Regions from separate parts of the Homo sapiens genome. Here region 1 is linked to region 2. Evidence: read pairs that join two places in POLR2A ChIA-PET (ENCODE). Cell type or tissue: OCI-LY7. All regions are shown on one strand. Each heading gives the region's core, and the rest is flanking DNA. Links, peaks and the distances in the headings are about the cores only.

Evidence for each region. Peaks named below come from ENCODE experiments on the same cell type or tissue, not always from the same donor. Only the 100,000 strongest peaks of a DNase experiment are listed, where the experiment ranks them.
Region 1: POLR2A ChIA-PET joins it to region 2 with 9 read pairs; 4 of 35 experiments call an interaction of 5 or more read pairs at or near these places.

Annotation. Positions count from the first base shown.
Region 1 is chr16:11,957,055-11,961,440 of GRCh38, reverse strand. It overlaps a transcript of NPIPB2 not described here. Among named protein-coding and RNA genes, the nearest start is that of TNFRSF17, 6.0 kb to the left of the region's middle. In OCI-LY7, for the core only: no CTCF peak of the experiment used is centred there; a DNase peak (open chromatin) is centred at 2,260; H3K4me3 peaks cover 296 bases.
Region 2 is chr16:12,031,807-12,036,192 of GRCh38, reverse strand. All of the region lies in intron 4 of SNX29 (sorting nexin 29), which reads right to left. Among named protein-coding and RNA genes, the nearest start is that of SNX29, 57 kb to the right of the region's middle. In OCI-LY7, for the core only: no CTCF peak of the experiment used is centred there; a DNase peak (open chromatin) is centred at 1,812; H3K27ac peaks cover 1,167 bases.

The DNA of each region.
Region 1 (4,386 bases), core at 231-4,230, 75 kb after region 2:
CAGAAATTTAAAAAAATACTTTTTTTTTTAAATGCAGGACTTGAGCCTAGGAAAGATTTTGAACTTAGATATTGATCAAAACGTCAAATTCCTCTGGGGTCCAGGTGGTGAGGTAAGTGGGAGAGGCTGCCTAGGCAGGACAGGGAGAAGCTGAAGCAGCTGGCCCAGGAGGCTCCACTCCCTCAGCCTCTGCCAGATTGCTGACCTTTGGAAGACAGGCAAAGGAGACAGGACAAACATGATTAGAGAAATAGGGAGAGAACAAAAATTATCTCCCAGGCTGGGTGCAGTGGCTCACACCTGTAATCCCAGCACTTTGGGAGGCTGAAGCAGGTGGATCACCTGAAGTCAGGAGTTTGAGGCCAATCTGGCCAACATGGTGAAACCCAGTCTCTACTAAAAATACAAAAATTAGCCAAGCGTGGTGGCGTGCATAATCCCAGCTACTTGGGAGGCTGAGGCAGGAGGATCGTTTGAACCTGGGAGGCAGAGGTTGCAGTGAGCCAAGATTGCGCCACTGCACTGCAGTCTGGGCTACGGAGTGAGACCGTGTCTCAAAAAAAAAAAAGAAAAGAAAGAAAAAAAAATCTCCCATAACAGTCAAGCAAGGAGAGATTTTAGCCTGAGTTAGGGAGTGGAGTCAAATTCTACAGGAAGATCAGGGGCGATGCACTAAAGAAGCAGGTCATTGATGGCCTTTGAGTGTGTCCCTGATGCAAGCCAGATGGTAGATATTTAAGGAGTGGTGAGGAAGAGGAGGCAGCCAATAGGAGCCATGCCTGAGGCCAGGCGCCATGGCTCATGCCTGTAATCCCAGCACTTTGGGAGGCTGAGGAGGGCGGATAACCTGAGGTCAGGAGTTTGAGACCAGCCTGGCCAACATGGTGAAACCCCGTCTCCACCAAAAATACAAAAAATTAGCCGGGCATGGTGGCGCACACCTGTAATCCTAGCTACGTGGGAGCCTGAGGCAGGGCAATTGCTTGAACCTGGGAGGCAGAGGTTGCAGTGAGCTGAGATCATGCCACTGCACACTCCAGCGTGGGCGACAGAGGGAGACTCTGTCTCAAAAAAAAAAAAAAAAAAAGGGAACCATACCTGGGAAGCCAGAAGCCAGGGGAAGAAAGCTTTGCTAACTCTTTGGAAAGAAAACACTATTGTGTCTGACAGATATACTTGCTCAGGTACTTAAAATCTCAGGTACAATGTAGTTTACTGTGACATCACATCTATTCATAAGAGCCTAGAGCAACAGAACTGTTCGTCACTGGGAGCCTCACAATGGAAGACTATGGCCATCAGAAAGAATGAGACAGATGTGGTCTCATATGAAAGATAAATCACTAAGTGAAAAACACAAAGTACAGACTGGGCACGGTGGCTCACACCTGTAATGCCAGCATTTTGGTAGGCTGAGGTAGAAGGATCACTTGAGCCCAGTAGTTCGAGACAGCCTGGGCAACACAGGGAAACCCTATCTCTACAAATAATTTAAAAATTAGCCAGGTGTGGTAGTGCGTGCTTGTGGTCCCAGCTGCTCAGGAGGCTGAGGCAGGAGGATCACCTGAACCTAGGAGGTTGAGGCTACAGTGAACCATGGTTGTGTGCTACTGCACTTCAGCCTGGGCAACAGAGCAAGACTGTCTCAAATAAAATAAAATTTAAAAAAATAAAATAGGTAGTGTCTGAATAGACAGACATAAACGGAGACTTTTTTTGCAAAGCTAGAAAGAAGACTGATGGACTGTCTCTGGCAATAGACAAAATCTAAAGAAAGAAAAAGACTCACTTTTCATTGAAAAATCTTTAGCAGTGTTTGAATATTTTTTTTTAATAATATGATTTTTTTTTTTGAGACGGGGTCTCCCTCTGTCACCCGGTTAGAGGTAGTTGGGTGATCACAGCTCACTGCAGCCTGGAATTCCTAGGCTCAAACAATCCTCCCGCCTCAGCCTCTCAGGTAGCTAGGACTACGATAGTACGCCACCATGCATAGCAATTTTTTTTCCTTTTTAATTTTTTGTAAGGGCAGGGTCTTGCTCTGCTGCCCAGACAAGTCTTGAATTCCTGGCCTCAAGCTATTCTCCCACTTCAGCCTCCCAAAGTGCTGGGATTACAGGTGTGAGCCACTGTGCCTGGCTAGGAGCATGATTTTGAAACAAAGATTTTTTTTTAAGTTTTATGAGACAGGTGCTGATGTAATCACATCACCAAAAGAGTGCTGTGTTTGCCCTTGCGTGACATAGAAGGAACAGTGAGGAATCCAGTACTCACACCAGCCTCAAGCTTCACTTGTCACTCACAGCTCTAAGGAAGCAAAGTGGTGCTGGAAACTCCCAAAGCCATTAAAGCTGCTTCTGCCACGGCCCGAGCCCCAGCACCAAATGCTTGGCTGCCCATTCACAGAGGCAAGAGCCATACAGGGGCAAACTAAACCCCTCTACGAGCTCCCCCTGCAGAGCCCCACTTTGGCAAACAGACATTCCTGACTTCTAGATCCACTGGTTGGTGACTCCTCTGGTCCCACTCCCAGATCTTCACCTCCCGAGATCCTGCAATAATTGTGCAAAGTCTCATTCCTTCCCTTATCCCGTAACACTCACCCATGGTAGCTCAGCTCCCCAAACCAACCCTGATTGTTACCACCTCTTTAACCTTAATATTTTCAACCTACAGGCTTTCTTATTTTACTTTGTTTTTGAGACAGGGTCTCACTCTGTTACCCAGGCAGGAGTGCAGTGGTGAGATCAAAGCTCACTGCAGCCTCAACCTCCCCGGCCCAAGTGATCATCCCACTTCAGTCCCCTGAGTAGCCGGGACTGCAGGCACATGCCATCTTGCCTGGCTAGGTTTTTTATTTAACTTTATTTTTTGCAAAGATGGGGGTCTTGCTGTGTTGCCCAGGCTGGTCTCAAACTCCTAGACTCAAGCCATCCACCCCACTTGGCCTCCCAAAGTGCTAGGATTATAGGCATGAGCCACCATGCCTGGCCTAGGATTTTTTTTTTTTTTTTTAACGGAGTCTCGCTCTGTCATCCAGGCTGGACTGTAGTGGCGTGATCTGGGCTCACTGCAACCTCCGCCTCCTGGGTTCAAGCACGTCTCCTGCCTCAGCCTTCCTGAGTAGCTGGGATTACAGGCACCCACCCACCACGCCCAGCTTAATTTTGTATTTTTAGTAGAGGTGAGGTTTTGCTATGTTGGCCAGGCTAGTCTTGAACTCCTGACCTCAGGTGATCTGCCCGCCACAGTCTCCCAAAGTGTTGGAATTACAGGAGTGAGCCACCGCACCCAGCCAGCATTTTCACTGTGTACTGGGCCCCACAAGTTAAGTAGTCAGTCCTGAGTGACTCAATAAAGACAATGTTAGAAAGTTCTCATCATAGGATTTGGATTTGTGTCAGGTTATTTGGGGAGAGTTTGCAAAAACACGGCTTAGCTGATGTTGGCAGGATGTGTGGGGGATTCTGTAATTGGGGAATATCTAAGTATCAGTAGAATTCTCCAGAGAAATAGAACCAAAAGGAGATACAGAGCTAGAGACAGAGATTTACTTTAAGGAATTGCTTCATGCAATTGTAGGAGCTGGCAAGTCCAAACTCCGCAGGGCAGGCCAGCAGACTGAAAATCCACGTAAGAGTGGATGTTGCAGTACTGAGTTTGAAATCCACAGGGCAAGCCAGGCAGGCCAGACACTCAGAGAGGGTGTCTGTGTTTCAGTCTTGAGGCTGAATTCCTTCTTTTTCAGGAAATCTTGGTCTTTGCTTTTTAGGCCTTCAACTGATTGGATGAAGCCCACGCACATTATGAAGGGCAGTGTCCTTTATTCAAAGTCTACTGATTTAAGGGCCAGGCACGGTGGCTCAGGTCTGTAATCCCAGCACTTTGGGAGGCTGAGGCGGGCAGACCATTTGAGGTTAGGAGTTCAAGACCAGCCTGGCCAACATGGTGAAACCCCGTCTGTACAAAAAATACAAAAGTTGGTAGGGCACGGTGGTTCACAAGGTCCCAGCACTTTGGGAGGCCGAGGCAGGTGGGTCACGAGGTCAGGAGATGGAGACCATCCTGGCTAACGTGGTGAAACCCTGTCTCTACTAAAAGTATAAAACTTAGCCGGGCGTGGTGTCACACGCCTGTAGTCCCAGCTACTCGGGAGGCTGAGGCAGGAGAATCGCTTGAACCCAAGAGGCGGAGGTTGCAGTGAACCGAGATCACACCACTGCACTCCAGCCTGGGCGACAGAGTGAGACTCCATCTCAAAAAAAAAAAAAAAAAGAAAAAGTTAGACAGGTGTGGTGGCACATACCTGTAATCCCAGCCACTTGGAGGCTGAGGCAGGAGAATCGCTTGAACCCCAAGCAGTGGAGACTACAGTAAGCTGAGATC
Region 2 (4,386 bases), core at 106-4,105:
GGAAGCAGGAAGATGGCTGGACCCCAGGAGTTTGAGGCTGTAGTGAGCTATGATTGCACCACTGCACTCCAGCCTAGTTAACAGAGCAAGGCCCTGTCTCTAAAAACAAAACAAAAAGAAAAAAACCCACACACAAAGAAAATCCAACCCCACGGAGCTGGGCTAGTCTGGAAATAGGCCAGTGATAGATACAAAGGCTATGTCAGGCCAAAATCTCCAACCTTTTGAACTCGCTGTCCCAGAGGACTGTCCTAACTCTGGACATCTCATTTACAATTGAGCAGGAAGAAAGGGAACGGGATGAAGCCAGCTTTATCACCCCTTTTACCAGGAAAGAACAAGTAATCCCAGAAAATCACAAGGGAGCAGAGAAAGCAAAGAACAAAACTCAAAACTGGCTTAATCCCTCACCGAGATAAAGGACTACATACCACAGCCTCAAGCAAAATCTGGGTTCTATCAAAGCCAAAGAAGACAGAGGGATGAATGTGAGGGCACACTCTAACAGAATCAGCCACACATGGTATCAGCCATGCCAGGAACAAAGGTAAACCAAGTTCACTCATGTGCCAGCCTGAGAACTCAGTGAATACAAGTGCTCCCAAATCTGTCACATCCCAAACTGAACCAGCCTGACCACAAGGCACAAATGGATTGGCAGAGCAGAGTGCCAACAAGGGGCTGAGCTCTGTCACTCTACCAACTTCCATCTAGCCGCAAGAGTGCCTTCCAGAACCAGGGCTCAGCATAATACACCCACATCCTACAAGAGTTTACAGCATACCACCTCCTTTATTAAAGAGTAGGAAATAAATTAACCAGGCATGGTGGCGTGCATGTGCAGTCCCAGCTACTTGAGAGGCCGAAGTAGGAGGATCGCTTGAGCCAGGAAGTTCAAGGCTGCAGAGAGCCATGATTGCACCACTGCACTCTAGCCTGGCAACAGAGCAAGACCCTGTCTCTTATTTAAAAAAAAAAAAAAAAAAAAGGGAAATTTCTAAGACGGACTTCTAAAGCTTGTATCTCACTTCCTTTTAGGGGCATACGCCATCATGAGCTGAAGAGTCATTTACATTCTGAAAGGAGCAAAGCAAAGGACCCACGGAACTCAGGCTGGATAACTGTGATCTAAAAACTGACAACTCAGAGGCCAAACTGAGTCTTTTTTACCTTTTTTTTTTTGAGGTGGAGTCTTGCTCTGTCGCCCAGGCTGGAGTGCCAGGGCACGGTCTCGGCTCACTGAATCCTCCGCCTCCTGGATTCAAGGAATTCTCCTGCCTCAGCCTCCCAAGTAGCTGGAATTACAGGTGCCTACCACCATGCCCAGCTAATTTTTGTATTTTTAATGGAGACAGGGTTTCACCATGTTGGCCAGGCTGGTCTCGAACTCCAGACCTCAAGTGATCCACCCACCTCGGCCTCCCAAAGTGCTGGGATTACAAGCCTGAGTCTTAATTTATGAGACATCAGGATTAAACACCTTTGAAACAGGCAGAGGTCACATTCGGCCAATAGGTATCAGTCCAGCTCCACTAGATCTTAACATGCTGAGACACATTCATACCCCTTAGTAAATAGCCACTGGCCCAAGTCCATGCCACCCTGGGTGTCAAGAACCCACCCCTGAGGGACCCTGTGGACATGCCCATGATCCAGTGACCCAGGATAACACACAGCCCAACGGGTACAGCACCCTGGCTTCTGACTTCCTCCCTAAAGCCAGCTTCTTTCTGCCAGTTGTCAACCACTTTTTTCACCTTGAATGGAGCTCTGCATTTTCTCTGCACCTTTAGCAGACATCCTTCCAAGGCTTCCCTTACCAAAAGCAGCTGATTGGCACGTGCATGAATACAAAAGAAAATCACCAACAGGGAACCGAAAGCAGGGATGGGCGAGTGAGGAACTGGACTTCCCCTCACCATCAAAAGGATGGACCCAGGGCTCCCCTGGCACATGCAGCTTCCTCCAAAATTAATTTTCTACAGAAATGAAATTGTTGCCCAAGGTGACCCAATGAAGCAAAATACAAATTCTGCTTTGAGTGCAATCAACCATTTTCAAAAATCCCCACTGAAGATCAAGGAAGTCGGTCTCTCTCATTTTACAGTTATGGGTATATTACCACCGCTTCCCACTGACTGAAGATGCGTACAGACCACTGAGAGTAGGGGTTTGGCTTCCTGGGAAAATGAGCAGCATGTTCTGAAGTCAGGGTCTTCAAGTGGTTATTTTGAATGCAGTCCTTTGGTGGCATCTACTGTGTAGGTGGCCAGGTATCTTGCAAGACACTAGAGCTACAAGGATGAGCCTGTAATCCTAACACTTTGGGAGGCCAAGGCAGGCGGATCACCTGAAGTCAGTAGTTCGAGACCAGCCTGCCCAATATGATGAAACCCCGTCTCTACTAAAAATATAAAACTTAACCAGGCATGGTGATGTGCACCTGTAATCGCAGCTACTCAGGAGGCTGAAGCAGGAGAAACACTTGAACCCAGGAGGCATAGGCTGCAGTGGGCCAAGATTGCACCACTGCACTCCAGCATGGGCAACAGATCAGACTCCATCTCAAAAAAAAAAAAAAAGAAAAAAGAAAACGGGTAGTTCCATACATAGGTTTGATGGAAGAAGAACTCAGGACTATAGGAGGGGCACAGTCCAGGTGAACCATGTAGGGAGCTCATGAATGGCTTTTTGAAAACAATTCTGAAACTTCAGAAGAGAAGAGAACAAAACCACATGAGACACCATTTCCACCCATTAGGATGGCAATTATGAAAACAGAAAAAAGGAGGCCAGGCACGGTGGCTCAGGCCTGTAATCCCAGCACTTTGGGAGGCCAAGGTGGGAGGATCACTTAGGGCAAGGAATTTGAGACCAGCCTGGGCAAGATAGTAAGATACTGTCCCTACAAAAAAATAATAAAATTACTATACATACATATATATATATGAAAAAAGGGGGTGGTAATCACTCTCTGGTTCTCCCCATGTATACAATTAAAGCTATATACCTTTTCTCTAATTTAAAAAGCCAGCATTGGCCGGGCACAGTGGCTCGCACCTGTACTTCCAGCACTTTGGGAGGCCAAGGCGGGCAGATCACTTGAGGCCAGGAGCTCGAGACCAGCCTGGCCAACGTGGTGAAACCCTGCCTCTACTAAAAATACAAAAATTAGCCAGGCATGGTGGCGCACGCCTGTAATCCCAGCTACTTGGGAAACTGAGGCAGGAGAATCACTTGAACCTGGGGGGTGGAGGCTACAGTGAGCCAAGATCACACTCCAGCCTGGGTGACAAAGTGAGATTCTATCTCACAAAATAAATAAAAACCCAACACTGGCAAGGCTATGGAGTTGGCAAGGATGTGGAAGGATGGTGGAGAAAATGGATCTCGTGTGCATTGCTAGTGGGAATGCAACAGGGTATAGCCTCTATGGAAAACCCTCTGATGGTTTCTAAAAAATAATTAAACATAGAATTATCATATGATCCAACATTGTCCTTCTGGGTGTATGCCCCAAAAGAACTAAAAGTGGAAAAAACAAGTATTTGTATCTTCATATTCACAGCAGTACCATTCACAATAGCCCATAAGTGGAAGACACCCAACTGTCATGGGAATAAACAAAATATGGGCTCTACATACCCTCAAAAATATTGTTCAGCCTTTAAAAAGAAGAAAATTCTGGGCCAGGCGCGGTTGCTCATGCCTGTAATCACAGCACTTTGGGAGGCCGAGGTGGGTGGATCACAAGGTCAGGGGTTCGAGACCAGCCTGGCCAACATAGTGAAACCACGTATCTACTAAAAATACAAAAATTAGCCGGGCATGGTGGCATGTGCCTATAATCTCAGCTACTTGGGAGGCTGAGGCAGGAGAATCGCTTGAACCCAGGAGGCGGAGGTTGTGGTGAGCTGAGATAGCGCTACTTACTGTACTCCAGCAAACTGGGCAACAGAGCAAGGCTCCATCAAAAAAAAAAAAAAAAAGAAGAAGAAGAAGAAGGAAATTCTGACACATACTACAACACGGACGATCCTTGAAGATGTTATGCTAAATAAAGCCAGACAAAAAAGAACAAATATTGCATGATTCCATTGGTACAAGGAACCTAAAGTAGTAGAATGCACTGAGGCAGAAAGTAGAATGCTGGCTGCCAGGGACAGGGGTGTGGAGGGAGTGAGTGTTAGTGTTTAACAAGTACACAGTTTTGGTTTGTAAAAATGGAAAGGTTCTGAGATGAATGGTGGTAATGATTACTGTATGACATGTGAATGTACATTAAGTACACTTACACTGAATTGTACACTTCAAATGGCTGAAATGGTAAATTTCATTATGTATATTTTACCAATTTTTTTTTTGTTCGTTTTGCTTTGTTTTGTT